Regions from separate parts of the Mus musculus genome. Here region 2 is linked to region 1. Evidence: chromatin loops called from intact Hi-C (ENCODE). Cell type or tissue: heart. All regions are shown on one strand. Each heading gives the region's core, and the rest is flanking DNA. Links, peaks and the distances in the headings are about the cores only. Region 1 overlaps Ccser1 (coiled-coil serine rich 1). Region 2 has its middle 89 kb from the start of Gm35386.

Region 1 (15,748 bases), core at 2,590-10,589:
ATTAGAATAAGAAAACCCACATACTCCTGACAAGCAAGAATGTCTTCAAGCCATTAATCTAAGAATTTTACCACATTGGCTGAAGAAAGCTTGGAACCCTTCCAGCACAAGCTCAGAGTCACGTTTCAGTATGGATTGTTATCTTAGCCTTCCATCCGTGGCTTAAATCACACATTCACACTGCAGTGCCCAGAGTTCACTCTTAACTAAAGCCCCTGGTGAATAAAGGCCAGAAGCATTGGAGGTCAAACTTCGATTAACGCATACCATGCTCCATCCCAATTTGAAAAGTGTTTAAAGCCTACCATTCCTTTTTGTTTTCTAAGTATGTCCACTGCAGCATTGGTGTCAGCACTTTCTGCACATTCCATACCTTTCACTGGAACTGACTTGGTTTGTCACTCATATCGCTCAAACCCCAGCAGCATTCCTTGTTCTTTAACACTGCTAGGAGAAATAGACACGAAGCTATAATCGAGCCTAGTTAAACTCTTTCTGAGCTTGGAGTGGGCCATTCTCGGGACTGACTTTTATCTGGTATTCTTTATCTTGTCAGAAAGGATAAATCAAACATTGTTAAAGGCCTGTTTCTTTCATGTATTGATGCATCAACACTTTTTTCTCCATTGACAGCTACTTCATTTTCTTCAACTCTAACTGAACGATGTTGAGTTTACCCTGTTATCCTGTGCAGACGGCCCACTTGCGTCACCATGGGGATGCCCAGATTGACTTGTGTCTTTGGCTGTATTTCAAATCTCACACATGCGAATAGATTGAAATCACTGCAAGTTTTTTCTAACTGATTTTCATAAGCAGACTCAGAGTGACTGAGTAAAGCATTTTTTTTTTTTTTCAATAGTGCTGCTCTCAGATCCAGCATTGACATGCCTGTCTGCAGTGTTAGGGAACTAAGAACCATATGGCTTCTGGTTTATACTTCCTGAATCAGCGTAATTGCATCTGCATACCAATTAGGCTTGGTTAAGTGTGTTTCCAGTGCTTTTTAGTTGTTAAATATTTTGTTATAAAAATTTCAGTCCATACTGGGAAATCATATAGACAAAGAGCTGTGGGCATCCACCCTAAGTTTCCTAGGACTTGCAGAGTTGATAAAAGTCAAAGACTTCCTAGGGAAGGCTCTGCTTTACTCCCAGAGCCTGGGTGCTAGGAGAGATGTGTAGATGAGTTTAGGAGGTTGAGACAGGAAAATTACTACTTGTTCCAGGCCAGTCTGTTCTACATAGCAGCACCCTGTGTTAAAGAAAAGAAAGAGTAGGTATTTTGGCTATGTCATGGCGCTAGGTATATAAAAAGCCATATTTTATTTTTTTTCTCATTATCAGACTTTCTATATATAAATAAATAAAATAAGTTAAGCAAATTGTACATTCTGGATAGTTCTTTCTGGAAGCAGTTCTTTTGAAAGAAAATATTTGTGTTGCAACTTCAATGAAAACACTTTAGCTGTATTTGATTTATAGATTTACATTGTTTTATATTAACACATATTACAAAATATTTTTATTTTAGGATAAAAGCACTGCTATATCTGCTGTAGGAAGCAGATTAAAATTCTGTGTAGAGATTCACACACATTATAGACACACATAAAATATATAGGTGTTCTATAATGTAATTGACAATATAAATGAATTTTAACTTGTCAGTGATTTTGAAACACTTTAATTGGACAAATAAATATGAAATTTAGGGTTGAAATTTATATGGATTACAATGATTAACATTCCAGTGGTTCAGCTTAACTGAAATTATAGTATCACTAGAAGTCGGTTATAAACCTCTACATGTTGTAAATGGACAAGCCAGTTTAATATGTCCTTGTTGGCTTCTTGGCTATGACTTCTTAATGGAATTTCATAATTAATTGCGATATTTTGAGATCGTTTATTTCAAGGGAGTTATATTAAGGTCCATGACTTTGTTTCACTTTTAGGTTTTAATGAAGTTGTAAGAGTGTAAGTTTGAAGTGTAAGTTTGCAGTGAGTAACCGATGCTACATCAATTTGATATAAGGGAAGGATATTATTGTCCTACAGGATTGATGCTGGTGACCTGGTCTTGTTTTCCCTGGATATCTTCTGTTTCTTTCCTACCATCTAAATGAGCTGATTGTGTTTTGCTATCAAGGGACAACATGTGGTTCTTCTCATAGTCTCTCTCTCTCTCTCTCTTGGTTTTTTGAGACAGGGTTTCTCTGTATAGCCCTGGCTGTCCTGGAACTCATTTTGTAGACCCGGCTGGCCTCAAACTCAGAAATCAGTCTGCCTCTGCCTCCCGAGTGCTGGGATTAAAGGCGTGCGCCACCACGCCTAGCTTCTCATAGTATCTCTTAAGTAAACTCAGTGCATCATCTTTCTCAAAGGAAACCACTCACACTTGACTGTGTTATGTGACTTTTAACGCTCTCGGCATTGATGTAGTTTAAGAACAGATTCCTAAATATCTTGAATATGTGTGATACTGCATACTACTAATCATTCTAGTAGGTAAAATATAATGTTCATGTTGGGCCCACCTCATGAACATTATATTTTCATTTACAATTATATTGTTTGGCAAAAGATAAAACAGACTATTATTTTACCCAAGTCATTAATTAGATTCAGTAAACTATTCTTTAGTGTGCCTAACTTTTCAATTCCCCTAGTAGATGCTTCCCTTATAAATATAACATCTATCAGTAAAAATTAACATGAAAAAATAATTAGCATAACATTTAAAGATATATTTGATTTCTTATGCAAAGTGAAATTTTATAAGTTTAATTAACGTTAATGGGATTTTAATATAGATATATTTGTAAACATACACTTTTTGCATCTTACTTTTAATAAGGGTTCAACTTCTCCTCTAGTCCAGCAGAGGTGGTGGAAGAGAAAAGATTAGGATGTGGGGGAAGTGGATTTGCTCAGCAATAGTTCTTTAGGGTGAGCTTAATCTTCTTGGATAGCAGCAGTTCAGGCACCCACTATGACTCAGGAGCTGCAGAGCAGTCCTCTGCAGGCAGACACCAGGTCTGAACCAGCCTTTCAGCATAGTTTAGTGCTTTCAGCAAGAAGACACCGGGCAGCGGTAGTACAATCCTAAAGAAACCACCAAGCTTACCAACTGGCCCGGCATGAGGCTGTGGAAACAGCAAGACACAAACAGAAGAGAAAGGTATCTTTGATCTTCTGCCGCAAACAGAATGCCTGCTTTTCAATCAATGCTTACTAAATGGAATCAATTACTCAACAAAGCATGATCAAACCATGTACCGTTTTCTTTTTCTTCTCAGAACTATCCTTGAATTATATATTGTCAAGACTACGCTATAACTTACATTTAGTTTCATTCTTATTACTTTGGTCATTCAGGTAATAAATTTATTGAGTGGAAGAAAAAAAAGACTAAATTTCCTTTTAATTTTCTGTATGTTTGGAACAGATCCTCACTCACTAAAACCTTGTAATATTTCCAAACATTCTATTTCATACAAATATTTTTGGAGACACCCAGGGTCTCCCTTTATGACTTGATTTCTTGACCGCTACAGAGAAGTCTTCTGTAGCATGGGAGAGATGTACTTCTGGTCGTTGCAGCAACATGTGCTGCTGTTGTAATTACTAGATGGTACTCCAGTGGCATGGACGACTGGCTTGATTTTACAACAGCTTCATTGATTACCAAGAAGACATTTATACGTTGACATTTGTTCCAGCATATAAGAGAGCCAATACTGCTATTGGGCTGAAATCCAAAACGCCACTTAGGGTTCTTCCATTAATAAAAATTCTGAAAACTGGGTCAGCCAAAGCAGACACTCAGTGTTTTCAGTGTTATTATTTAGAAGTACAGCGTATTAGCTACTTTTTTGATAGTTGTGTAAAATTTCTACCTTTATTAAGTAAATGACTGGATGTTGGAGTTTTGGTATTTCTTTTTGTGAAATGAAATCTACTTAATGCTCTTATGGAAAGTTTATAAAACCTGAGAAATTGTGGAGAAGCTACTTGGTTTAAGCACCCTATCTCAGTACTGAAGACACAAAGTGCCGCAAACCACTTTCCACTGGTTGCCACTGACCCTGCCACATAGGAGACTGAAGAACACAGATGGCGCAGTGAGGATGCAGTGGTGTGTTTCCCAATTAATACAGCGCTGTAATGAGTAACCTTTTAATTCATATTTTTCTTGAGTTGCCATGCCATGCTGATGTTAGCAGCACTTCTTTACCAGCTAGAGCAACAACAAACCAACAGCAACAAAATAACAAAACAATCTAACAAAGTAACCCTGGGGATTTTTTTAGGCTCTTCTCTGTGATGGACTTCCAGTTTTCACCCCAACATTCTTGTTGCTGGTCTCCCCAAAATAAATCAAGCTCCTTATCCTGCCATGTGATTCTCTGAGCCAGACCCTGTTATCTTCTTTCAACAATAACAGCAATGGTTTGCCAGCAGCTTGGCTATTCCTCTAAGAAGAGGTAGACTCATTTAGCTCTCGAATGGCTTTTTTTGATGTCCTACAGCATTCTTCTTCTGTCACTTTCAGACTGCCTGGTCTGTGTTCGGTTTTTGGGCAGAGCATGCTTACCTAGAGATTCTGCACTTGTTTTTGCCTCTTCCAGAAGATTGCTTCCATTCTGCTCATGCCCACATCACCTTCACACTCAGCACCTTGGATCTCATCCCTCTGGTTGTACAAAGCACATCACTGTCATGGGCTGTGTTTCCTTTCTTGTTGGTCCTCCTCCATGACTGGAGCAGGTTGAATAGACTGAATATTACTTTCTTCCATTGCCTGTAAAAGAGTAGCCCCATTTTTAAAAAATCATTTGCCAATACATAAAGCTGTTTGTGTGTGCTGGGAAAATGTCACTCAGACATTTCTGTGTAACAAGTTGGATCCAAGCTTCCCCCTTGGATGCACAGGCAAGCTTCTGATTTTGCAGTTTACCAGGAGACAGCCTCTCTGCTGCTGCTGTCCCTCTGCCAACTCCTGCTGTTCTTACCTTTTTTTCTAAGACATGCCTTTGAGTGTTAGTAGTAACCACTTATAGAGCACCTTCTTATATGCATGAGACACGATGAAAGCAAGTTGTATTTGAGCTAGAAAGAAGCGGTATGGAGACACGTATGTGACATGTACGTGTGTATGAACAGGTACTTCCCAAAAGTTCTGTGCATGTGTTTTCATGACTCAGAGCCAACCACAGAGTTGTTCCTGCTGATTCTCTAATCATATGAAGATACACAATCCCAGAACAGTGCTTACCATGCACACTGTGAAACATGGGCTTTGGTGAAAGTGGATAATGATAAATTGAGATACATGTTGAAAGAGTCTGTAATTATTTTTAAATGAGCCTGACAGCACAGGCTTGCCATGTCAACCCATGACAGAGCGGAAGTGAACTCACATGGTAGCCACACAAAAGCAGTGTTCACAACCCCAACCACGGATGAGTGGGCTGAAGGTTAGGGATTTCATTTTTCCTTCCTCCGCAGTACCGCTCACTTCCACTTTGACTCCTCTAACATTTGTGTTTTCCCACGGCCACAGGGTGAGAGTCTCTGTTACATATCACATCATCTACTGCCTGCAGTGATGACTACACAAAAAACACACACCTCTGATTACACATGCTTAGCGTAGCCACCACCAACTTAATTAATGCCCTCCATCATATTTCATTATTAAAAATTCTTTTTCTTCGAGTAAGTTATATACCTCTAACTGTATTTTAGTTTTTTGAGACTAGGTCTCACTGTGTGTCCCAGTTTGTTCTTGAATGCACATCTGTTCTCCTGTCTTAGCCTTCCTAATTCTGGGATTACAGCATAGAAAGCACGGCCAGCATAAGTCCTACACTTGTTTCTAGATTAAAAGGTCTTTCTTTCTTAGCATTTTAGCTCTTCCTAAACTTTCTAGTTAAGAGTTAAAGATTTCTTTTATTTACAAAGGTTTTGTTTTATCAGACACCATTTGTATAAACAAAAATTACATTGAAAATAATATTTTAACATAATACTTTACCATTTAAATATATTAGGATATTTTTGATAATTAAATGCCCATTAAATTAGTTTTATTAGGTTTATTTGAATATTAGTTTTAAAAAGAACCATTCTTTTGTAAATCAAAAGACAGGCTTTTGTGCCCTCTGCTGATCACTATGTGCAACTGCAAGTGGTTTTTTTCTGAAGTAAACTTTAAAGCAAATGCAGTTATTTCATTGTTAAGTGAACAGCAGTTTTAGATATTGATGAGGCTCGTACACTTCGGATATATATTATTAGTTGGCATCTAGTTGGATTATCATCCATTAAAGGTTGAGTTAAAAATAACATTTTATTTTTAAATTGCTACAATTTATTGCTATTATTTCGTGGGTGTGGGAGATATGAGTATGTCTGGGGGCATATGTGTGCCCTGATGCACCCATGGAGGTCAAAGGTCCTGAGGCTTGAACTAGGTTGTCAAATCTGAATAGCAAGTGCCTTTACCAGCTGAAGCATCTCAACTTATCTCACAAAAGGAGAGCCAGAGAGCTACCTCTTCCCCCATACCTCATTGCTCCTACTTATGAGCAGCAGGTGACAAATAGCCGGCGACGGTCTGGTCATAGTAGTGATATGGAGGTTTTCGAACCTCAAAGCTGGCAGGAATCTTGGACTGAATCACTTTGTCCCTCTGATTACCGAGGAGTAAGTACAGTATGGCAGAAGATAAAGGAAATAGCTTTAATTAGGAAGTTAAATTGAACTGTAACCATCAGAGAACCTTCAACCTCACAGATTAACTTTAGACTGAAAATCACTAAAATATAAAAATTTCCAATTAAATATAGTTCAAAAGTAATGGATGGTTTAAAAATTCCTAACATGTTTTATTTTTTTAAAAAATATTTTACTTTGGAATATTAACATTTGAAAAGTATAACCCTCCAGGGATTTCTTGTGTTTTGCCTCAGTTCCCAGGCTTTTCCCACACCCATTCTCCTGCTCCTTGCAGAAACAACCACTGTTATCTGGTTTTGTGCCCCACACGTTTTTTTATTTATTTTGAATGATTTTTATTCATTTTACACGAACATGTGTATATTCTTCCATATTCTGACTCTTATTAGACTACATTATTCTGTATTACTAGACTCTCTTATTCTCTTACCTCTAACCTCAAATCAAATTTATGAGTGTATTTCCATTATTAAGATCTTATTACACATATCGCAGATGTCTCCATTGACAACAGCTGAAGTAATAGTCCATATTAGGCATAAACACAGCGAATGGTTAGAAGTGCATCTTCCCAGACATTCCCACATGTTTTTATGCATGTATGAATGTTCAATATATTTATTTGGCATAGTATTTCCTAAAACATACAGCTGACATAAATATATTTAGACTATCATTTAGGATCTTGATTATAAAACGCAATGGTCTGGAAAACTTTCCTATGTTACTTCATATTTTCAACTAGTCTGTGTAAGCTTTGTCTGTTACTTTCTACAATAAATCTCTTTTGCCGCTGGACATCAGCACTGTTTGAAGTTTCACTGTTGCGCGTACCCTGAATCTCGTGGCGCGCACCTTATGCCGACTTGTCCTGTTCTCCCATAATGCTGAGCTCTGGAGGGCTTTTTGTTTCACATTAAAAAAAAAAATCTCTAAATGGTGCTGTCAGTGTGACTTGCGACCTCCTTATTCCCCTCTTTTATTAAGCATAGATTCTTTTCTCATACAATATAATCTGAATACAGTTTTCCTTCCCTCTACTCCTCCCAGTTCCTCCCCAGTTCCTCTCCTACCTGGATCTGCTCCCTTTAAGTCTCTCATTAGAACGGAACAGGTGTCTCAGAGATAACAATAAAACATTACAAAATAAAATAGAGCAAGATAAAACAAAAACAATCATATTGAAATTGGACAAGAAAGTCATCCAGAAAAATAAAAGTCTCCCAAGAGAAGGCACAAGAGTCAGCACTTACTTGTTCTCACATTCAGGGGTCCCATAAAAGCAGTAAACTGAAGGCTATAGTGTGTCTGCAGAGGACCTGGTGCAGAACCATGCACAACCATGTTGCCGCTTCAGTCTGTGAGTTCATATCTTTGTTAGTTGTTTTAGAGCGGAGGTCCCCAACCTTCCTAATGCTGCAATCCTTTGACCCTTTGTTCCCCATGCTATGGTGAGCTCCAACCATAAAACTATTTGATTCTACTTCATAACTGTAATTTTGCTACTGTTATGGATCATAATGGAGCTATCTGTGTTTTCTGATGGTTTTAGGCAACCCTGTGAAAGGTCATTCAACCCCATAAAAGAGTAGGGCCCACAGCTTGAGAACACGTTTTAGAGGTTCTTGTTCTCCAGGTATCCTCTGTCCCCCCTCTGGCTCCTACAGTCCTTCTGCCTCCTCTCACAGGGTTCCCTGAGAAGGATTTAATGGCGACATCTCATTTAGGGCTGTGTATTCCAAGATCTAGCTCTCACCAGAGAAAAATTCTAAGGAAGAACTGCTACATCTTTCTGCTAGCTTATCTGATGCAGACCAAGCCCCAGCTTTTTATTTTATATATCAACCCAGTTATTTACTCCAGGTTTCCTTTTTTTTTTTTTATTATCCTATGAGTCAGCATCCCATGCCCGGCCCCTTAATTTTTAGAAAACAGCAAGTATACGATTTCTTTTAACATTAAAAATGAGTTCAGAGATCTACCTGTCTCTCTTAAGCACAGACGTTAAACTAGCTGGATGGAACTCAATCCTGAAATTACCAATTCTACCACACCTGGGCCTAACCTTGCTCTGTCCCAGGCTGACCTTGAAGCTGGAATCTGCCTGCCTTTGTATCTTTCTGACAAGATGGCTCATCAATGCAGCTGACTCTCTTCCTTTAGATTCATAAAGCTCCTTATATAATTTGTATGTATCCTTATTTTTGCATAGATGAGAAATTATATATATTTCTAACTCATACTTTTAGAGTTCTTTTTCATAGTCTTAAGGGCTGTCCTGAAGATCCCAGCTTTTACCATTTTCTGAGACATTAGCCACACCTTTGCCTCCTGGACTCATGCTATCTCAGATTATCATGAAGTCATTAACATTAACAAAGAAGACCTTCCTCACAGGAATGTGAAAATATGTACACTATTGTACAAACAAGTCTTATGCCCACAGCAGTCATCAACACTTGTGCAGGTCCACATTGGCTGGCCCTCTCCTAGGGACAGGAACCATGCCAATTTGTCCCCACCAAGGCCATGCCAGACCCTGCACAGGTACACTGAAAATACAATAGAAAGTCATGCCCAGTTTATGTATACAAAATGTATGTGGAATAAAGGATAGATTTTAACTTTATTCTTTATGTGCCATTCGTGACATTCCTTACATCTATACATCTATTTCAAAATGCAAAATCATAAACATTATTATACCCAAGCATTCAGATAAAGGATGGCCTGTTTCTATGAGAGATTAGTTAAATAATGTTTGCCATATTGCTCACGTCATGATTTATTCAGTGACAGTGGACAGTCAGACTAACCTCAGCCCCACTGGCACTTGAGTCTCTCAGCTTCCGACACACTTTCTATGGTGGCTGTGGTTAGGTAAGCAGATGTGAAGTCTAAAATAGCTATGAACTGGTTGTGTCCAGGTGAGGACTTGGGGAAATCCCAAGTTGAAGGAGAGTCACCCCTGCTCACAGCACCAACACGTTAGCTGTCACACACATTTAAATACCGTATAAGAACTATACATTGTTTAAACATGAATGTGCTCTTGTTTATGTCTTAACCTTGCATACACATACACGTACACGTACACACACACACGATTGTTGTTGGTTTCACAACTTACTAGTCTCTGTGAAAACTCATTTTGATCTGTGTCTTCTATTTTTATTGTCTTAGAAGACAACCAAGAGTTATGATCATGTATGGTGATGGTGTCAATCTTACTATTTCTAAATATGTATCTAAACATGTCCCAGTCATTCAGATAAGAATCTCCTCTGCTTCGCAGAGTCTACCAGAACTCTTGCTTTGAAGAGGTTTGTCCCTTTTTGTTGTAACTGTCTTATTATGTTACTTTTGATCTATTCTTTCTCTTTGACTATAGGATTATTCTATGAAAGTCCAATTGGGGCAGTCTGACTTTACTTATATACCTATTCCTGTGGGAAAACCGCATTAAGAAGCACTTGTGTCTTATGCAAGCAATAATATTTATATTTTTATTTTACTTCAGAGTAAGATAATATGTTCACAGTGGCTAATTACATATGAATTTAATACTTTATTAGTTAACTGCTTACTTTCCATGATATGATATCTGATCCTGTCATGCCTGGATGCATAATCTTGCTCCTGTTCTGTGACTGAAGACCATTTGTAGTGGATCCCTTGGTGTCTTCCCTGATCCTACTGACAGAGTAGCCATTGTCTGTGCTGTAGGAATGATTATATGTTCAAAATACTTCCATGATTTCCCTTTTGCATGAGAGATTAAATAAAGCATCTTTAATGTGCATTCACAGGAAAGTGACATGATAGTTAGAGTACAAGTTGCTGAGTAAACAGCTTGTACTGCCTAGAGCAGATGTCTTTCCAGCCAAACCCTGGACACTCAGCCGGTACTGTAGACTCAGCATCATTAGACAGAGTTGCCGGGAAGCCTCCTCAAAGTATGTACCTTGAGATTGTTACATATGATTTATTTCTGCATGATTGAAAGTTGAAAGTTGTTACTTATAAACAATTTGTGTCTGTGAATTTTCTTTCCTGTGTTTTCCCAAGTAGAGTAGACTTTCTCTTGAGATTGGTCATTTTGTCTTTTTGTGGTCATTTTCTGAAAACTCTTCTGAGAAATAATAGGGCTGGGACAAGACTCAAATTTTGCTGCTTTCTTCACAAAATCTTCAAATAATAATTTGATATTGTTTTAAAATCCAAATAAGAAATACAACTTAGGAGATGTTTTTAATAAAATGTGAAAGTATTCTTTGTAGTAGGTCATTTTCAGAAGGACAAGTTATTTATGAGCCCAGATTTGGGTGAGTGACTGTTTTCTTATTGCCTATGTACTGCAGGTCGCATGTGTCCCTTGCTTTCATACTATGTGTTTCAGGCCCCATACATTTGCTTGAATAAAGCCCAACATCAAACACTAGAGACTGAATGTGCGCCCAATGAAAGGAAGGCCATGGATTTCTGATGTGGTAGTAGTTCCCATGAAATAATTTATTTTTAAAGGCTTATTTATTTTTATTATCTTTTGTTTGCATCTGTGTTTGTTTCTCTGTATGCATACTACATGCATGAAGGTGCTGGAGGCCAGGAGAGTGTGTGAGGCCCCTTAGAACTGGAGTTACAGGCTGTTCTGTACTGCCACATGGGTGCTGGGGAATGGACCCGGTTTCTTTGACAGAACAATCAGCTCTCTTAACTACCAAGTTATCATCACAGCCTCTATGAGATGATCATTCCTAGTGTTCTTGTTCATGATACTGGTAATTCACAGAGCTTTCATTTGCAGTCACAGATTTCTTTATTGCCAATTGCATCTTCAGGAAGGGGTACTTTTAATGTATGTATAAAGTTTGTTTTATCTAAAGCAGATAATCCTTGTGGTAGCCGAAGCCCCTAGGCAATGGCCTTCAATCTGCATATTTATATAACATGTGACTAAGAAAGATGGGATGATAGCTGAGAAAGGAGGAACTGTGAGGTGTCTCAGTGTTAAAGCCTGATGACCTGGGCTCAGCTCTGACAGCGCCCAGTAGGAGGAGGGAGGGAGGTCCCCAGGGTTCTCCTCTGACTTCCATGTGTGATATGGCGTGGGCGTATCAGCACTTAGCCCCGCCCCCAACACACACACAGGATACAACACAGTAATTAAGAAAAGATGTTTCTCTCATTTCCTAGAGTATATGTAAGCTTTATTAAGGCATTAGAAGGCTACATTTATAATTATAATAGCCTAGTTAAGAGAAATGAAATTACTATGTCAGTCTTACAACGCATCTCTTGCTTAATGAAAGTGGTGAGAGGAGACCCCGTTTTAATCAATTTGTTCAATGTTATATTATAAATATGTCTCGGGTGTCTAATCACAATTTTAGATAAATGACTTTTCATAATTTGGAAGACTTCTGTTAAGCTTCAGATAAGTTGTGGCACAATGTTTATTTGTGCTTAAAATATTGATGTGCTCAGAGCAAGCATACCTGCTTGAAAATCCATCCAGTACTAGGTATTAGTGTATTTGTTATTTGATGGAATAACTATGCAAACTGATACAGTCTTGGCTATTAGCAGGAAGAAGGTAAAAGTAGTATAGAGAGGGGCATTCAGCAGAGGGGTCGCTTTGGAGATTTAGACAAAAATCGGGCCCCACTGAGTCTCAAGACTATGGGAAAACAAGCTACAGGTATTTTTACCTGTCCAGTAGGAAATGAGGCTTCGTGTAAAATAAAGTTAAGTAGCCTCTTTATCTATCTACCTGTCTATCTATCTATCTATCTATCTATCTATCTATCTAAAAGAAAGCTTTTAATTGGTTAAAAGTTTCAAAGATTGAGTCTGTGATCATCATCGCAGTGAGTGTGGCACCAGTGTCACACCCCCTCCAACAAGGCGATACTTAACCCTTTAAAACAGTTCCACTACATAGGGACCAAGCACTCAAATACAGGAGTGAGTTGGGGCCGGGCTCATTCAACCCCCCAGAGATAGGCCTTTGATGGAGGGCAGCAGCTACACAACAACCTTGAAACTGATTACAGTTCTTATGCATGGCATAAGGAGTTAAAGAACCTTCTATTTTAATAGATTTTCTATCTACTTAAGGGCAGAGTTCCCCTTAACAAATCAAAACAAGGCAGAGCTCTCACCATTTGCAGTATTTACGCACATGAAAAATTTGCTTAGTATAGAAACTTTCCTGAAAACATTTTCACATGTTAGTCTTTTGAATACTCGCTAAAGAGACCTACAGTTGAGCTACTCTTTCAGTTGGAGTGCTGATTCTAACAAGAAATGCTAAGAAAAAGGTCAAGGAATGTTTTGATACACAAATGTCAATGATGATAGTATTTTGGTAGGAATTATAGCATACTTATTTAGTCAAGCTGATCAGTTTCACTCTAGAGCTCATGATCTCCTTAGCCATGTGATTAACAGAAACAGATATGAGTCCCCCCTCTCCCTGTCCCCCCACGTAGCAGGATGGAAATGCAAATAGAAAGTGTCTAGTTTCTCCTGTAACATTCATGTTGCTATCGAACTAGTGAGAATATGTTGCCTAGCTAGTATTGTATGTAGCATCTCCGGTCTACAACTGGGTAAGAGCATTGATTGCTTTCCCCATTACCAGGGAGGAAGCTTTTAGATCAGTTCCAGGGCCCTGCAACTAAAGTGTGTAATGTCTTCAGCAATAGGGTTTTATCATCTAGTTATGAGGACAGCCAACAGCAGTGAGAGTAGCCTGTGTACCATGAAAATGTCATACATATGCAAAATAGTTTCATTCAGTTGTTAAGAAAAATAGAACCATGTGATTTGCAAGAAGATGGATGGAATTGAGCAATATTAAAGTAAGTAGGAAAACCCAGTACTGGAGAGACAAATGCTGCATGTTCTCTGTCTTATGTGGATTTTAGCATTGAAATTTTAGATTCACATGTTTAATATGGAGTATCCATAAAAGGCAGCTAGAAAGGACCCATGTTATAGAGAAGGGGTCTTAGGGAGAAAGGGGTTAATAGAACATACATGAAGGTAGAAAGAGGAAGATTTGGCAGTGTTGTTGTGGGGTTGAGAGATGGGCAAGAGGATAGGATGGGGAGTATTTAATAAAAACTAAGGACACATGAAAAACACTAAGACACAACTTTATAAGTATTTTAGCTTCATATCTGTTGCTGTGATAAATATTTGGATGAATTAAAAAATACTTAGTGGAAAATGGTATTATTTTTAGTACACAGATCTAGATTTCAGCGCATCAATATTGGGAAGCCAAAGTAATAACTTGAACTAGCTACTTTCAGCCACACAGCAGTGGTAGAATGAATGCTTATATGTCTGTGCTCAGCTCACTGGGTTTCAGCTCCAACACCATAAGAAAAAGCAATCAGATATGCAATAATTAAGTGAGATCTTTTATCCAAACAAGAGCCAACTATGCTATATGAGGTATAAAACGTTACCAGGGCAGAAGAGTTGAATGTGTATGTTGCTGTAAGGTTGAGCATCTGAGGAATTCTCTCTGCAGTGAAAGCATGCCATCAGCTCTCTGCTCCTCATGCCAGGGAATGCAGAGCATCCTGTATCCTTTACTGACCACAAGCCAGCCTCCATAGAGAAGGCTCAGATTCTTAGTCTTGCTTTGCTTCATTAGTTGCTGACATTAGCAGGTTACCCTTTTCTGTGCTATAAACTGCCAGTGGCATTACTACTAACTTGAATTTTAATAAAAGAAGATATCAGATCTGAGAAGTCCTTTTGCATCAAATTAGTGGAGTATAGCAACCACTTTCCCATCTCCTGCTCCACACTCCACACCAGGTGCTCCAACCTTAATAACCTTTGGGGTTTCTGATTTGTTCATTATTGTTGCTCTCGTGATTATGACCTCAAGTCTTTCTCTCAGCTCGTAGTCTTTTCCCTCACCTAACTAGTCTGTACCTCTTCCCTATGTCCTGGGTAACTGAGTTTCTTTTATCAGCAGTCTGATAATCCCTAAGCTTCCTGTGTTGGACACCATATTTCCAACTGTTTTTTTTTTTTTTTTTCATGAGTGCATATTTTAGCGCCTGGCTTGCCACTGTCTCTAGTCTGTGCTTCTGTTAAGTTGTATAGATCACCTATGGCCATGTTTAATTATAATAACCTTGTGTTTCCCAACTTAGCACACTTTTTAGTAGATTAAATACTTGTAATAATCCCGAATTTTTAAATTCATAGTAAGATTTTAATACATGTTTGTGAATTATTTTTTTTATTTCCTTAAACCTTGAACTTTGGCATTCTATTATTTTAGTGTAAACCAAATTTCATTCTTTGTTTTGAAAAGCTGCATTTTGCTTTACTGGGTCCTGGTCAAGACTGAATTTTACTGACTTGCCTTTTTTGTTTTAACTTTTTCAGGCTGCTAAATTGGCTACCACAGTGAAACCCTTGGGGTCCCAATGGGGGACTCAGGATCAAGACGATGTACCCTGGTCTCCCGGTTGCCAATATTCAGGAAAAGTATTAACAGAAGACATGATTCTCTGCCTTCTTCACCTTCCTCCAGCAACACCGCTGGTGTGCATAGCTCCTCCCCTTCCAGCACTAACTCGAGCTCAGGGAGCACGGGAAAACGCAGGAGCATCTTCCGTGCTCCCTCTATCAGCTTCCACCATAAGAAGGGCAGTGAACCTAAGCCAGAACCCACTGAGCAGAACCTTAGTATTTCCAATGGTGCTCAACCCAGTCACAGCAATATGCAGAAACTAAGTTTGGAGGAACACGTCAAAACCAGGGGAAGACACTCTGTGGGTTTCAGCAGTTCACGAAGTAAGAAGATAACAAGGTCTTTGACGGAAGATTTTGAAAGGGAAAAGGAGCCTTCAACTAATAAGAATGTCTTTATAAACTGTCTAAGTTCTGGCAGAAGTGAAGGGGACGATTCTGGATTCACAGAAGAACAAAGTCGCCGTTCTATTAAACAGTCCACCAAGAAGCTG
Region 2 (15,748 bases), core at 3,984-11,983, 630 kb before region 1:
ACAAAAGATAATTTTCCAGGACTCCTGATGAGAAAGATCTAGAGAGAGTCTAGTTCCCTTTGTTTGGAAATGTGTGCAGCAGGCAACTGTCAGTAGGAGTTTGAAACATAGGGAGAGCTTTCCCCCAGCTTAACAAGAACAAAGAATTTTGTGCACACATCAAAAAAAATTGATATGAATTCAAAGTATTTAAGGAACTCTAAAAAAGTCAAGTGAGAAATCATCTAAGACAGTTGGAGACACTTCAGCTCAAAAACTTGAAGCCCTTGATCATATCATCCATAAGTTGTCCTAAAGGAAGATGGCAACCCTGGTTTCTTTCTGGATATGTAAAGGTTTTAGTAAGTAGAAGGGCAACACTTCCAATGGCCTTAGCTCACCTGCTCTTGGAAGTTTGTTTTTGTGTTAATTTATAGGGACTAACTTTGGGACTACTTTTCTCTTAGAATAGGCTAAACTACTCTTCAATTTATAAGATAAGTCCCTGAAGAAAGAAATTAAAGAAGATCTCAGAAGATGGAAAGATCTCCCATGCTCATGGATTGGCAGGATCAACATTGTAAAAATGGCTATCTTGCCAAAAGCAATCTACAGATTCAATGCAATCCCCATCAAAATTCCAACTCAATTCTTCAATGAATTAGAAAGAGCAATCTGCAAATTCATCTGGAATAACAAAAAACCTAGAATAGCAAAAGCTTTTCTCAAGGATAAAAGTACCTCTGGTGGAATCACCATGCCTGACTTAAAGCTTTACTACAGAGCAATTGTGATAAAAACTGCATGGTACTGGTATAGTGACAGACAAGTAGACCAATGGAATAGAATTGAAGACCCAGAAATGAACCCACACACCTATGGTCACTTGATCTTCGACAAGGGAGCTAAAACCATCCAGTGGAAAAAAGACAGCATTTTCAACAAATGGTGCTGGCACAACTGGTTGTTATCATGTAGAAGAATGCGAATCGACCCATTCCTCTCTCCTTGTACTAAGGTCAAATCTAAGTGGATCAAGGAACTCCACATAAAACCAGAGACACTGAAACTTATAGAGGAGAAAGTGGGGAAAAGCCTCGAAGATATGGGCACAGGGGAAAAATTCCTGAATAGAACAGCAATGGCTTGTGCTTTAAGATCGAGGATTGACAAATGGGACCTCATGAAACTGCAAAGATTCTGCAAGGCAAAAGACACCGTCAATAAGACAAAAAGACCACCAACAGGTTGGGAAAGGATCTTTACCTGTCTTAAATCAGATAGGGGACTAATATCCAATATATATAAAGAACTCAAGAGGGTGGACTCCAGAAAAATCAAATAGCCCCCTTAAAAGATGGGGCTCAGAGCTGAACAAAGAATTCTCACCTGAGGAATACCGAAAGGCTGAGAAACACCTGAAAAAATGTTCAACATCCTTAATCATCAGGGAAATGCAAATCAAAACAACCCTGAGATTCCATCTCACACCAGTCAGGATGGCTAGGATCAAAAATTCAGGTGACAGCAGATGCTGGCGAGGATGTGGAGAAAGAGGAACACCCCTCCATTGTTGGTGGGATTGCAAGCTTGTACAACCACTCTGGAAATCAGTCTGGTGGTTCCTCCGAAAATTGGACATAGTACTACCGGAGGATCTCTCGATACCTCTCCTGGGCATATATCCAGAAGATGTCCCAACTGGTAAGAAGGACACATGCTCCACTATGTTCATAGCAGCCTTATTTATAATAGCCAGAAGCTGGAAAGAACCCAGATGTCCCTCAACAGAGGAATGGATTCAAAAAATGTGGTACATTTACACAATGGAGTACTACTCAGCTATTAAAAAGAATGAATTCACGAAATTCCTAGGCAAATGGTTGGACCTGGAGGGCATCATCCTGAGTGAGGTAACACAATCACAAAAGAACTCAAATGAAATGTACTCACTGATAAGTGGATATTAACCCAGAAACTTAGTATAGCGAGATATAAGGTACAAAATGTAAAACATATGAAACTGAAGAAGAACGAAGACCAAAGTGTTGGACACTTTGCTCATTCTTAGAATTGGAAACAATCACCCATGGAAGGAGTTACAGAGACAAAGTTTGGAGCTGAGACAAAAGGATGGACCATCTAGAGACTGCCATATCCAGGGATCCATCCCATAATTAGCCTCCAAACGATGACACCGTTGCATACACTAGCAAGCCTTTGTTGCAAGGACGGTGATATAGCTGTCCCTTGTGAGACTAGGCAGGGGCCTAGCAAACACAGAAGTGGATGCTCACAGTCAACTATTGGATGGATCACAGGGCCCCCAATGGAGGAGCTAGAGAAAGTATCCAAGGAGCTAAAGAGATCTGCAACCCTATCGGAGGAACAACATTATAAACTAACACAGTACCCCAGAGCTCTTGACTCTAGCTGCATATGTATCAAAAGATGGCCTAGTTGGCCATCACTGGAAAGAGAGGCCCATTGGTCAGGCAAACGTTATATGCCACAGTACAGGGGAATGCCAGGGCCAAAACATGGGAATGGATGGGTAGGGGAGTTGGGGGGGGGCTTTTGGGATAGCATTGGAAATGTAATTGAAGAAAATACGTAATAAAAAAAAAAGATAGGTTTTGAAAGACAAGTCTTCCACAATAACTATAATTCCTGTCAAATGAATACATTCAGTTACACCCTACAAGTGCTTTTTAAATCTTCAATACTTGGAAAAAGCAAACTTGCCTTTGTATATACTAAAGAACATTAAAGTTTGGCAGGAAAGATGTCTAATGGTTAAAACCACTATCTGCTCTTTCTTTCTTTTTTTTTTCTTTTCTTTTTCTTTATTAGATATTTTCTTCATTTACATTTCAATTGCTATCCCAAAAGTCCCCTATACCCTCCCCCCGCCCTACTTCCCTACCCACTCACTACCACTTCTTGGCCCTGGCATTCCCCTGTACCGGGTTATATAAAGTTTGCTAGACCAAGGGGCCTCTCTTCCCAATGATGGCTGACTAGGCCATCTTCTGCTACATATGCAGCTAGAGACAAGAGCTCTGGGGGTACTGATTAGTTCATATTGTTGTTCCACCTAAAGGGTTTCAGACCCCTTCAGTTCTTTGTACTTTCTCTAGCGCCTACATCGGGGGCCCTATGTTCCATCCTGTAGATGACTGTGAGCATCCACTTCTGTATTTTCCAGGCACTGGCAAAGCCTCACAGGAGACAGCTATATCAGGGTCCTTTCAGCAAAATCTTGCTGGCATACGCAATAGTGTCTGAATTTGGTGGCTGACTATGGGATGGACCCCCAAGTGGGGCAGTCTCTGGATAGTCCTATCCTTTCGTCTTAGCTCCAAACTTTGTCTAGGCAAATACTTCCATGGATATTTTATTCCCTATTCTAGGGAGGAATGAAGTATCCACCCACTGGTCTTCCTTCTTGATTTTCTTGTGTTTTGGAAGTTGTATCTTGGGTATTCTAGGTTTCTGGGCTAATATCCACTTATCAGTGAGTGCATATCAAGTGACTTCTTTTGTAATTGGGTTACTTCACTCAGGATGATACCCTCCAAATACATCCATTTGCCTAAGAATTTTGTAAATTCATTGTTTTTAATAGCTGAGTAGTACTCCATTGTGTAAATGTACCACATTTTCTGTATCCATTCCTCTGTTAAGGGACACCTGGGTTCTTTCCAGTTTCTGGCTATTATAAATAGGGCTGCTATGAACATAGTGGAGCATGTGTCCTTATTACCAATTGGAACATCTGGGTATATGCACAGGATATGTATTACTGGATCTACCAGTAGTACTATGTCCAGTTTCTGAGGAACCACCAGACTGATTTCCTGAGTGGTTGTATGAGCTTGCAATCCCACCAGCAATGGAGGAGTGTTTCTCTTTCTCCACATCCTGGCCAGCATCTGCTGTCACCTGAATTTTTGATCCTAGCCATGCTGACTGGTGTGAGATGGAATCTCAGAGTTGTTTTGATTTGCATTTCCCTGATGATTAAGGATGTTGAACATTTTTTCAAGGGCTTCTCAGCCCTTCAGTATTCCTCAGTTGAGAATTCTTTGTTGAGCTCTGTACCCCATTTTTAATGGGGTTATTTGAATTTCTGGAGTCCACCTTCTTGAGTTCTTTATATATATTGGTTATTAGTCCCCTATCTGATTTAGGATAGGTAAAGATCCTTTCCCAATCTGTTGGTGGTCATTTTTTCTTATTGACAGTGTCTTTTGCCTTACAGAAGCTTAGCAATTTTATGAGGTCTCATTTGTCAAATCTTGATCTTATAGCACAGGCCATTGCTGTTCTCTTTAGGAATTATTCCCCTGTGCCTGTATCTTTGAGGCTTTTCCCCACTTTCTCCTCTATAAATTTCAGTGTCTCTAGTTTTATGTGGAGTTCCTTGATCCACTTAGATTTGACCTTAGTACAAGGAAATAGGAATGGAAAAATTCTCATTCTTCTACATGATAACCCCCAGTTGTGCCAGCACCATTTGTTGAAAATGCTGTCTTTTTTTCACTGGATGGTTTTAGCTCCCTTGTCAAAGATCAAGTGACCATAGGTGTGTGGGTTCATTTCTGGGTCTTCAATTCTATTCCATTGATCTACCTGTCTGTCACTGTCCCAGTATCATGCAGTTCTTTCTGAGGCCCTGAGTTCAATTCCTGAGCAATCATATGGTAGCTCACAACAATCTCTACTACAATCTGATGCCCTTTTCTTGCATGATGTCATACATTCAGATAGAGTGCTCATAAACATAAAATAAATATATTTTAACAGAGAATAATAATTTTATAGGAAGAACATGTATCTTAAGGACACATAAATCTACAAAGGTGATAGGATTGTAGGTTTGAAAGCACCTAACTCTACTCATCCATTGAAGAATCTCAGGTACAAAGTTCATGTGTCCATTCAGTTCATTTTAAAAAGCTATGTGGTTCTGCCTTTGAGTGGCATGCAAAGAGCCATGGGTCTGATCTCTAGCAAAACAAACCAAATAAAATGTTCTTTAGATTACATTTGCTAAAACTTAACTCAAAAATTTCAAAGCGAATTCAGCCAAAGAAAAAAGAACACTAAGTTAACATGCTATTTGTATAGCACATGTACCTTCCCGTGGAAAGAATGTACATTGTACCTTTCTAACAGAAACATACAGAGGCAGGATTCTCATGAGATATGTAACAAGTATATCATTGCCTCTCAGAAATAAAGTTTCTAGAACCAAATGAATCCTTGTCAACATATGCAAGTGCATAATTTTCAGCTGTAAGAACAATTAGTTTTCTCAATAATTTGTACATGAATAAATTCTTAAACTATGAAACCCATAAGGTTTTATAAAGGTATAGAATTCAAGTCCAATGGTGTATGTTGGGAGAAGCTGTGTCAGAGATGCTTCACATACATAAGAGACAAATAATATGAGAAAATATGATTGTTTACCTCAGCAATTCTGCATTAAGTAAACCCAGGTTAAAAGGCTTAAGACGCTTTACTATGTATCATGAAAAAAACAAGATCGATACATAGAGCCAACACAGAGATAACTATTACTTATTTAGTTTTATAGTATTGATCCTAGACCTTGCATATTCTGTGCATGCATAGCCTGTACTAACAGAGGTTTAATGTGTTTAACGTGTTTACTCCCAAAGCTGTTTTATTCTTAGTATTGAGGGAAGGCCTTTGGTTCACCTGCATTAGTTCATCATTCATTTGATTTCTTATACACATTCTTGTTTTGAATTGCTAATTGATCATATAGGAATGTAAAAAAATAATTTTCTAACTTGAGTTATGATTCACACATTTAAAGAAAACCAAAAATCAATTATTATATTATTCTGTGCTTTAAGGTTTTATTCTCTCTCTCTCTCTCTCTCTCTCTCTCTCTCTCTCTCTCTCTCTCTCTCTCCTTGTATTTTGAGACAGGGTTTCTCTGTGTAGCCCAGTCTGTCCTGGAACTCACTCTGTAGACCAGGCTGGCCTGGAGCTCAGAAATCCGCCTGCCTCTGCCTCCCAAGTGCTGGGATTAAAGGCATGTGCCACCACTGCCCTAAGGTTTTATTCTCTAAGAGTTTTCTACTTTAAACTATGCTGTAATTCAAATTAAAGTATATATGAAATGAAAAGACAATTAGAGATAAAATTTTATTTACCAAAATAAAAATAATTTTGAAGGACTCTAAAAAGAATTCAAAAAATTAAAATAAAAAGCAAATTGATACATGAGATTGTTCTGTGAAGGCTCTCTTGCTGAAAGCCTCTAGACCCATAGGCAGGTAATAGACATAGAGGCAATATGGAGTTTATTAAAATATAGAGCTCAATTTCAATCAAGAGGTCTCAGAATGCATTAAATTCTGCATACTTGTACAAATGTTAAGAAAAGCATATCAACCTTAAAGAATCACAGAGCAAATACATTCACAATGGTAACATATATCTGGCCTATTAATAGATATCAAGTCAGAGACTTTATAGCGTTTTTAAGTTACGATTATCAAAAATAAAATAAGGTATGCAGTATCTTCCATTAAATCTACTGATAACATTTGAATAAGAGTGTGGTATGGTACTGAGTGATCTCATGTAAGTGTCTCCACTTTCATGTTTAATGGAGCCCTTCAAAGTCAGAAAAATACCACTAAAATTAGACATGAGAAAGGGTAAATGGTCATATTTCCCTCTATTATTGCATTCAACTCTACAGCAGCAAAACTGTTTGAAATACACACACACACACACACACACACACACACACACACACACACACACACACACAAAAGCATAAATGTAGACTCAGATGTTCTTGTTTGATAAACCATTTGATTCTATATTTAAGCAAATGTGACATATATCACCTAAATGGAAAAATGAGAGAAAAAAAAAGCTATAAGTTCAACTACCTATACAGCATTCTCAAAGTCATTTGATAAATGAGCAGAAAATAATTTATATTGCTCTCACTGACTCTCATATCTTTTGATTTACAAATTGCCAAAATCAGTGTTACACTGCTGACTTTTATAAATAGGTAACTTGAAGAAAAAAATATTTTTCTGGCCAAATTCAGTTAATTTTAAGTATAAATGTGGGTTTGGTACTACAATTGTAAAACTGTAGCAACTGTAAAACTGTGACAGTGAGGTGTCTCCATAGGAAAGGTTACTTGGCTCTGAGCTCGACAGCCTGACTTTGATCACCAGGACCCATATCATGGAAGAAAAGAACTGATTTGAGAAGGTTATCCTCTGACTCTGCACATGCACCTTGCTATTTGTATATAATACTTCTTTACCTGCTGATCAGCTCCTAAAACAATTAAACAGCAAAATAAACTGGGAACTATAAACACCTTTATAAGTTCAGTCATAGATAATTTTAGGATAAACATGATGTTGGTTGGATACAGTTTAGTATGTGAATGCCTCTGTGTATATATTCCTACCCCAACCCCTGCCACTTCCTTTCTTTGTTGCATATTTTTGAAACAAAGTCTTATGTAGCCTAAGCTATCCTTGAACTATAGTTTACATTGAAGAAAAGAAATGATATTCAATTTTTAAAATTCTTATTCAAAAGAAATATAATATTCAATTAAGAAAATAAACATTCTTCCACATCTATGTATTTCTGGAACATGTTTATATTTATATTTATAATTATATTTGCAATGTTTTATAAAAGTAAATTGGATTTATACTTACAAGGATCCAGGCTCTAATGCAAATTACTATTAAGTTAAATAATAAAGCTAATAGACTCTTGTAAAAATTGAATCTCCAGGCTGAAGCTTATTTGAGCTACCTTACAACCTTACAACTTCATGGACCAGCATAAGCAGCTTAAATAGCACATAGCTTTAGAAAGATTGAGAATTTTTGTTCCTGTGGCAAAGGAATAAATGAATAGACTTTATACTCTAGACAAAACTGTAACCCTGTAGGTGTTATGTCCTCCAGTTATAAGCATACAACCCTAGATAGATTGTTTTTTACGACTAATGTTCAAAATTGACACAGCAATACTATTACTCAAAATTCACAGTGATATACTAGGCATCAAAACAAAGACCAGATCAGTGCATAGTAGTTGGTTTATATGTAATAGTTCTTATACATTCTATATGTCTAAACTATGGTGGGGGTGGAGCTTACAGCATTAACATGCCAATCACTGAATATTGTAGTGCTACCTAGTACTAAAAGATAGCAATACATCATCTAAGAAGAGAAGGTACAAAGGAGTCTATAGAGGAAATTCAAGAGACTGAGTACAAACATCCAGGTAAAATATTAGCCTGCCTGGAGAGGTGGCTCTTTGGTTATGAGGACCAGCTGCTTTTTCAGAGGACCGAGAATCAGTTCCCAGCACTCAGAGTGGGAACTTGTAGCGTCCTCCTCCAGTAGAAGACAGGGCATCAAGTGAGGGATGGGGTTGACATACCACAGTCAAAAACTCTGACCCATAATTGCTCCTGTCTGAAAGAGCTACAGGGACAAAAATGGAGATGAGCCTGAGAAAAATGAGGTCCAGCAACAGGCTTAAAGTGGGATCCAGCTCAAGGGGAGGTCCCAAGACCTGACACTATTACTGAGGCTCACAAAAAGGGGCCTGTTATGACTGCCCTCTGAAAAACCCATCAGTTGAAAGAGTCAGATGCAGATATTTGTACCCAACCAATGGACAGAAGCTGATGAGCCCTGTGGTTGAATTAGGGAAAAGTTGGAAGAAGCCAAGAAGGGCTACCCTGTAGGAGAACCAGCAGTCACAATTAACCTGGATCCCCGAGATCTCTCAGACACTGGATCATGAACCAGGCGGCACACATCAGCTTAAATGAGACTCCCAACACATATACAACAGAGGACTGCCAGGTCTGGGATCAGTCAGAGAAAATCTACCTAATTCTCAAGAGACTGGAGGTCCCAGGAAGTGGGGAGGTCTGTTAGGGTTGGGGGAGGGGTGGTACAGGGACATCCTAGTGGTGACTAGGGGAGGAGGTATGGGATGTGGACCTGAAGGGGGATAAAATCTGGAGTGTAAAAAAAAGATTAAATATATTTTTTTATAAAAAGAGAGAGAACCTAGACTTCTAAAATACTGAAAGTTTTTAAAATTTTACATCGTGTTTTATATTGTGATATTATATTACCACCAGACCCATAAGCAAAGAAAGGAAGAGTTACAGATTTTTCACAGTACTGTGTTTGTGTGTCACGTTGACAAGCATAAACATTATGGCCAATCTTAGTTGTTTGCCTAAAATGACTAAGAGAGAAGCCCAACTGAGGAACTGCCTCCATGAGACTGGATAATTATCCCGAGCTTTTGTTCCCACCGGAAAGAACACGCTCAGGACAACCGGAATCTTCTGCGGCAAAAGCTTTATTGCTTACTTCTTCAGGAGCAAGAGAGAAAATGGCAAAACCCCGTCCCTTTTAAGGAGAATTATCCTCCGCCTAGGACGTGTCGCTCCCTGATTGGCTGCAGCCCATTGGCCAATTTGTCGTCAAGGGGAAGGCAGAGCACATGGAGTGGAGAACTACCCCGGCACATGCGCAGATTATTTGTTTACTACTTAGAACACAGGATGTCAGCGCCATCTTGTAATGGTGAATGTGAGGGTGGTTCCCCACAGATAATGACCATGAGCTATATAAGAAAGGTAGCTGAGTAAACCAGGGAAAACAAGGCTGTAAGTTTTCCTTCATGGTCCTTGTATCTGCTCCTCTTGAATTCCTACTCTGACTTCCTCAATAATGGACTGGGGCTAGGATATATGTAGCTAAATAAATCCTTCTCTTCTCAAGTTGGTTTTGGTCCACATTTTATTACAGTATCAAACAGCAAAGTAATAGAAACAATTCTGAAAATTCGCAATATGCAAAAGTGACCATGACTGTAGAGATATGCCAATTTCCTTAATCTAACCACTTATCATATGTGTTAAGATGGCACACTGTATCCCATACACACAGAACTACTGTCAGTTAAGGAACATAAATCTATAAATATTAACCTTTAAATAAGAAAGCTTTTGTCCTCTTTCATAAAATCATTGCATTATTAATAAAAAATGATTTTTCAAATAAAATGTTAGCCAAGCTTAAAAATAACTCAAAATTTCTCTGCATCTGAAATTAGTTTCTAAATTCCCATGTAATAAATGTATCACTTATGTGTACTTGGGAAAATAGTGGATTGAGGGGGTCTTCATTAGTCTACTTTATCTACTATTAGAAAGAACGACAAACAGGGTGATTTAAACACCAGGTATTTTCTCATGTTTCTGGAAGCTAGATGCCACAAGAATGGTATAAGCAGAGTCTACTTTTAGTGAAATCTCTCCACTTGACTTGTAGATGGTCATCCTATTAATGTGTCCTTGTGCATGTCCTTTGGAATCTGCTCTTTTCTATAGAGACACCTGTCTCTTGAATTATGCTTCTTCTGATGACTTCATCTAAAGTTAAGAAGCTCCTCAAAAGCTGTTTCTCAAAATAAAATCACAGAAGATTATAGTTGTGAATCTCATCATTACACAACTCAACCAGTCACAGAAGAGAGAAGTAAAGAGAGGTGAGGGGACATTTTAGTTGCTCCAAATTAAGGGAACATTGGACTCAAAAATATATAATTACTCTACTTTGCAATCATGTACCAACTCCTTGTTCTCCAAAGAATCCTCTTTAAATGCTTTCCCAGTGCTGTTCTGTTCAATTTGTAAATAACAGACTTTAAGCAAATTTTATTTCCAATTTAGCCTGATGGAAAAGATAAGGGTATTTTTTTCTCCATTGGCTTTTTGCAAGAAATGAAGTTTAACCCATACTATGTGACCCTACCTCCTTTACTCTCATTTTAAAATAATTTCCATCAGTGTTAATGATCATTGCACTATTTCAAGAGCCTTTCTTACCACATGCTGTAAGCTAAATGCTGCCATGGTCATATTAAACTGTTTGATTTGATGGAAAGGTTGAACATTCATCTTGCTGGGATCTGGCTTGACAGGTAGGAGCAGCAAGCAGATTTCACATCAAGTAAGTGCATGTTTTTCTGGCCCTACTTTCAATTTTCAGTGATGGACACTTAGCCTGGATTGCAAATGTCTGCTCATAAACCATAGGTACACAAGGTCCAGGTTCTGCACTCAATGTTCTTGACGCGATGGGATATAGTCTCTGCTGTGTGGAAAAAAAAACTGAGCCTTGATAGTTCCACTGTTCTGGCCATATTTCAGTCTCGTTGTCTACTTGATACCATCTTATTTCATTTATTACCTGGTGCTGATACTTACTATGTTGGTACTATGGGTTCTTTTTTTTCTTTTTTCTTTTCTTTTCTTTCCTTTTCTTTTCTTTTTTTTTCTTCCCTTCCCTTCCCTTCCCTTCTCTCTCTCTCTCTCTCTCTATATATATATATATATATATATATATATATATATATATACTATATATATATATATATATATATGTGTGTGTGTGTGTGTGTGTGTGTGTGTGTGTGTGCGCAAGCTTGTGTGTGTGTGTGTGTGTGTGTGTGTGTATGATTGTCCTCCTTGATTATTGTCTATGTTCCACATGCTTGTGGTATCCAGCAAGGCAAGATGAAGGGGCTGGATCATCTGGGACTAGAGTAATTGATGGTTGGAGCCTCCATGTCTATTCTGGAAAGCAATCCCTGGTCCTCTGGAAAAACAGTTGGAGCTCTTAACCCCTGAGCAATGTCTCTAGTGTACTATGTTAAACAATTATCCTCTTATTTGTTAATGCCTTCTCATATTCTACTTATTTACAAAACAAATTACATTTATCATTTTAATTACTTTTAAATTGTAAAACAATTTTCTTCAAATGTTTACTTTCATTAATGGAGATTACGTGATCAATAGTTGAAATTTTTAATATTTTATTTGCCATGTAAATTTATAACCCACAATCCTGATGATCAGGGACTGAGGGAAAATATTTTTCCCAGAATTGTTATGGCTGATGTCTTGAATGATTTTGAAAACAATTTGGGTCATTAGAAAAATGAAAGTATGTTTTTAAAAAAAAAACTGCGGTGTTATTTGGTAATTATTTCCTTTTTTAATTTTTTTTATTTTTATTTTTTTTATTACATATTTTCCTCAATTGCATTTCCAATACTAACCCAAAAGTCCCCCACACCCTCCCCCTCCCCCCACTCCCCTACCCACCCATTCCCTCTTTTTGGTCCTGGCATTCCCCTGTACTGGGGCATATAAAGTTTGCCTGTCCAATGGGACTCTCTTTCCAGTGATGGCCGACTAGGCCATCTTTTGATACATATGCAGCTAGAGTCACGAGCTCCAGGGTACTGGTTAGTTCATAATGTTGCACCTACAGGGTTGCAGATCTCTTTAGCTCCTTGGATACTTTCTCTAGCTCCTCCATTGGGGGCCCTGTGATCCATCCAATAGTTGACTGTGAACATCCACTTCTGTGTTTGCTAGGCCCCAGCCTAGTCTCACAAGAGACAGCTATATCACGGTCCTTGCAACAAATGCTTGCTAGTGTATGCAATGGTGTCATCGTTTGGAGGCTAATTATGGGATGGTTCCCTGGATATGGCAGTCTCTAGATGGTCCATCCTTTTGTCTCAGCTCCAAACTTTGTCTCTGTAACTCCTTCCATGGGTGATTGTTTCCAATTCTAAGAAGGGGCAAAGTGTCCACACTTTGGTCTTCGTTCTTCTTCAGTTTCATGTGTTTTGCAAATTGTACCTTAATCTCGACATACTAAGTTTCTGGGCTAATATCCACTTATCAGTGAGTACATATCATTTGATTTCTTTTGTGATTGTGTTACCTCACTCAGGATGATGCCCTCCAGGTCCAACCATTTGCCTAGGAATTTCACAAATTCATTCTTTTTAATAGCTGAGTAGTACTCCATTGTGTAAATGTACCTCATTTTTTGTATCCATTCCTCTGACCCAGAAATGAACCCACACACCTATGGTCACTTGATCTTTGAAAAGGGAGCTAAAACCATCCAGTGGAAGAAAGACAGCATTTTCAACAAATGGTGCTGACACAACTGGTTGTTATCATGTAAAAGAATGTGAATCGATCCATTCCTATCTCTTTGTACTAAGGTCAAATCTAAGTGGATCAAGGAACTTCACATAAAACCAGAGACACTGAAACTTATAGAGGAGAAAGTGGGGAAAAGCCTTGAAGATATGGGCACAGGGGAAAAATTCCTGAATAGAACAGCAATGGCTTGTGCTGTAAGATTGAGGATTGACAAATGGAACCTCATGAAACTGCAAAGCTTCTGCAAGGCAAAAGACACCGTCAATAAGACAAAAAGGACACCAACAGATTGGGAAAGGATCTTTACCTATCTTAAATCAGATAGGGGACTAATATCCCATATATATAAAGAACTCAAGAAGGTGGACTCCAGAAAATCAAATAACCCCCTTAAAAGATGGGGCTCAGAGCTAAACAAAGAATTCTCACCCGAGGATTACCGAATGGCTGAGAAGCACCTGAAAAAAATGTTCAACATCCTTAATCATCAGAGAAATGCAAATCAAAACAACCCTGAGATTCCATCTCACACCAGTCAGAATGGCTAAGATCAAAAATTCAGGTGACAGAAGATGCTGGCGAGGATGTGGAGAAAGAGGAACACTCCTCCATTGTTGGTGGGATTGCAAGCTTGTACAACCACTCTGGAAATCAGTCTGGTGGTTCCTCCGAAAATTGGACATAGTACTACCGGAGGATCCCGCAATACCTCTACTGGGCATATATCCAAAAAATGTCCCAACTGGTAAGAAGGACACATGCTCCACTATGTTCATAGCAGCCTTATTTATAATAGCCAGAAGCTGGTAATTATTTCTTATAGGTGTTTCATGGTAAGTGCAACAGTCAATAAAGTTAATTTTTTTGCCTTTAAAGAAAAAGAAAAAAAAGTGAGAGTTAAAATTTGTTTTAAGAACAGTGTAATATCTTCGGTATTTTCCTTAGAGACATATTTGATTGGTTGTTGATCCGTTTGTAGTTATGTATATATAAAATTGTATTTGATAATAATCTGCAGATTCTAATGATGTATATATTGTCTAAAAGCTATATGATTGATAGACTGAAACAATGTTCCATTATTTTAGTGTTCAATGAATGATTAACACTAAGTTCATTGTAGATAATGATATTAAAAGTATAAAAATAGAATTGCTAATCTGAAAATATACAATATGAAAGTCAGTCTCATAAGGATTACACATCCAGGAAGATAAATAATGAAGAATAGAACATACATCTGCTGGTTGAAGTCAAATAAAACAAGATGTCTTATGCCTGTCTTGTAATAACTGTTTACTGATTTTAATAAGATCATTGATACCATAATTGGATCCTCTAACATAATCACACATTAAGTAATTTTTGGGGAAAATTGCCATCGAATTTATCTGCTGTCTCTGCCTTAGTGCTTAGGAGTTTATATTCTGTGAGGCACATGGAGTGGATGAGACCCTCATATCTCCCTCCCTTTCATCATCAAGCTACATACAGCCCCATCTTTCTCCCAGGAGACACAGTTCTTAACTATGGGAGATCCTTTTCTGTTCTTCTCTCAGTCAATTCAGAATCTTGTGTGTCAATCATGCTAAAAACTAATCAGTATTTTACCACATTAAATTCTGTAGAGTGATTTCCCACTGAGGAAAACATTTTTTTTTTTTTTGTGCTATCGTGATCAAACACGGCTGCTATATTTTCAGGTTCTATACTACCATTGTTGAGATGAAATAGCTGTGTAGGTTTCATCAGAGTTGTGTATCCACTTTCACTCAGTTTGTAAGGAATGATATCAGTGAACTGATTCAAGTGTGATTTATTTCCTACCTGTCTCTATGGCAAAAGTTCAACCACCAGATGGCACTGTTTATTTCCTTGATCCATAAAAATAAGCAACAGGGTTTGAAGGTGAACATGAACGGATATGTGGCATCCTGTTGTTTCTTCTCCAACTGACTTGTGTTCACTGCCACTTTAAGACATAAAACAAACTTGCTCGTGTGAATATGGACAAGTGGCTTTGCTTCTTGAGCTTTGTTTAAGGTTTGAAGATAATGGCATGAGGTAAGACATTGCACATCTAAAAAAGATTAAGTGAGGGGATTTATTAGCCTTGGAAACATAAAGTTATATGTATATATGTTTAGTAACATACAAATCTGTATTTTTAAATATTACTCAGCCACAATCCTGTACATTAAATTTTTTTTCCTCACAAGTGACTAAGATAAAAGTGGTAAGTGCACTCTGAGAACAATTTTCCCAACACACAAAGCCAGATTAAACCTGAAAAGAGAAAATCACAAAGGCTGTCACTTTTGAATTGGGGAAAAGCTGGAAGAAGTTGAGGAGGAGGGCGGCCCCAAGGGAAGACCAGCAGTCTCAACTGGCCTGGACCCCTGAGATCCCTCAGACACTAAGCCACCTACCAGGCAACATATAACAGCTGACACATATACAGCAGAGAACTGCCTGATCTGGCCTCAGTGAGAGAATATGCCCCTAATCCTTGAGAAACTTGAGGCCGCAGGGAGTGGAGAGGTCTGGTGGGATGGGAGTGGTAGGGGTGGTGATGGGGGCAAGGGGATGGTATGGAATGGGGAGTGGTAGGTGTGGGGCAGACCAATATGGAGATGAAGTCTGGACTGTAAAAAAAATAAAAAC

What was found. A loop is a pair of places that touch in the nucleus more often than their neighbours do. Peaks named below come from ENCODE experiments on the same cell type or tissue, not always from the same donor. Only the 100,000 strongest peaks of a DNase experiment are listed, where the experiment ranks them.
Region 2: a loop joins it to region 1, with 4 times the contacts of the local background. A loop is called at or near these places in 6 of 42 quality-filtered maps.

Annotation. Positions count from the first base shown.
Region 1 is chr6:61,295,647-61,311,394 of GRCm38, forward strand. Ccser1 (coiled-coil serine rich 1) reads left to right here. Exons shown (of 11, transcript NM_183310.2): 2 at 15,168-15,748. The coding sequence starts at 15,209. Among named protein-coding and RNA genes, the nearest start is that of A730020E08Rik, 120 kb to the left of the region's middle. In heart, for the core only: a CTCF peak has its summit at 6,176 (motif pointing left); no DNase peak of the experiment used is centred there.
Region 2 is chr6:60,667,482-60,683,229 of GRCm38, forward strand. No RefSeq gene overlaps it. Among named protein-coding and RNA genes, the nearest start is that of Gm35386, 89 kb to the left of the region's middle. In heart, for the core only: no CTCF peak of the experiment used is centred there; no DNase peak of the experiment used is centred there.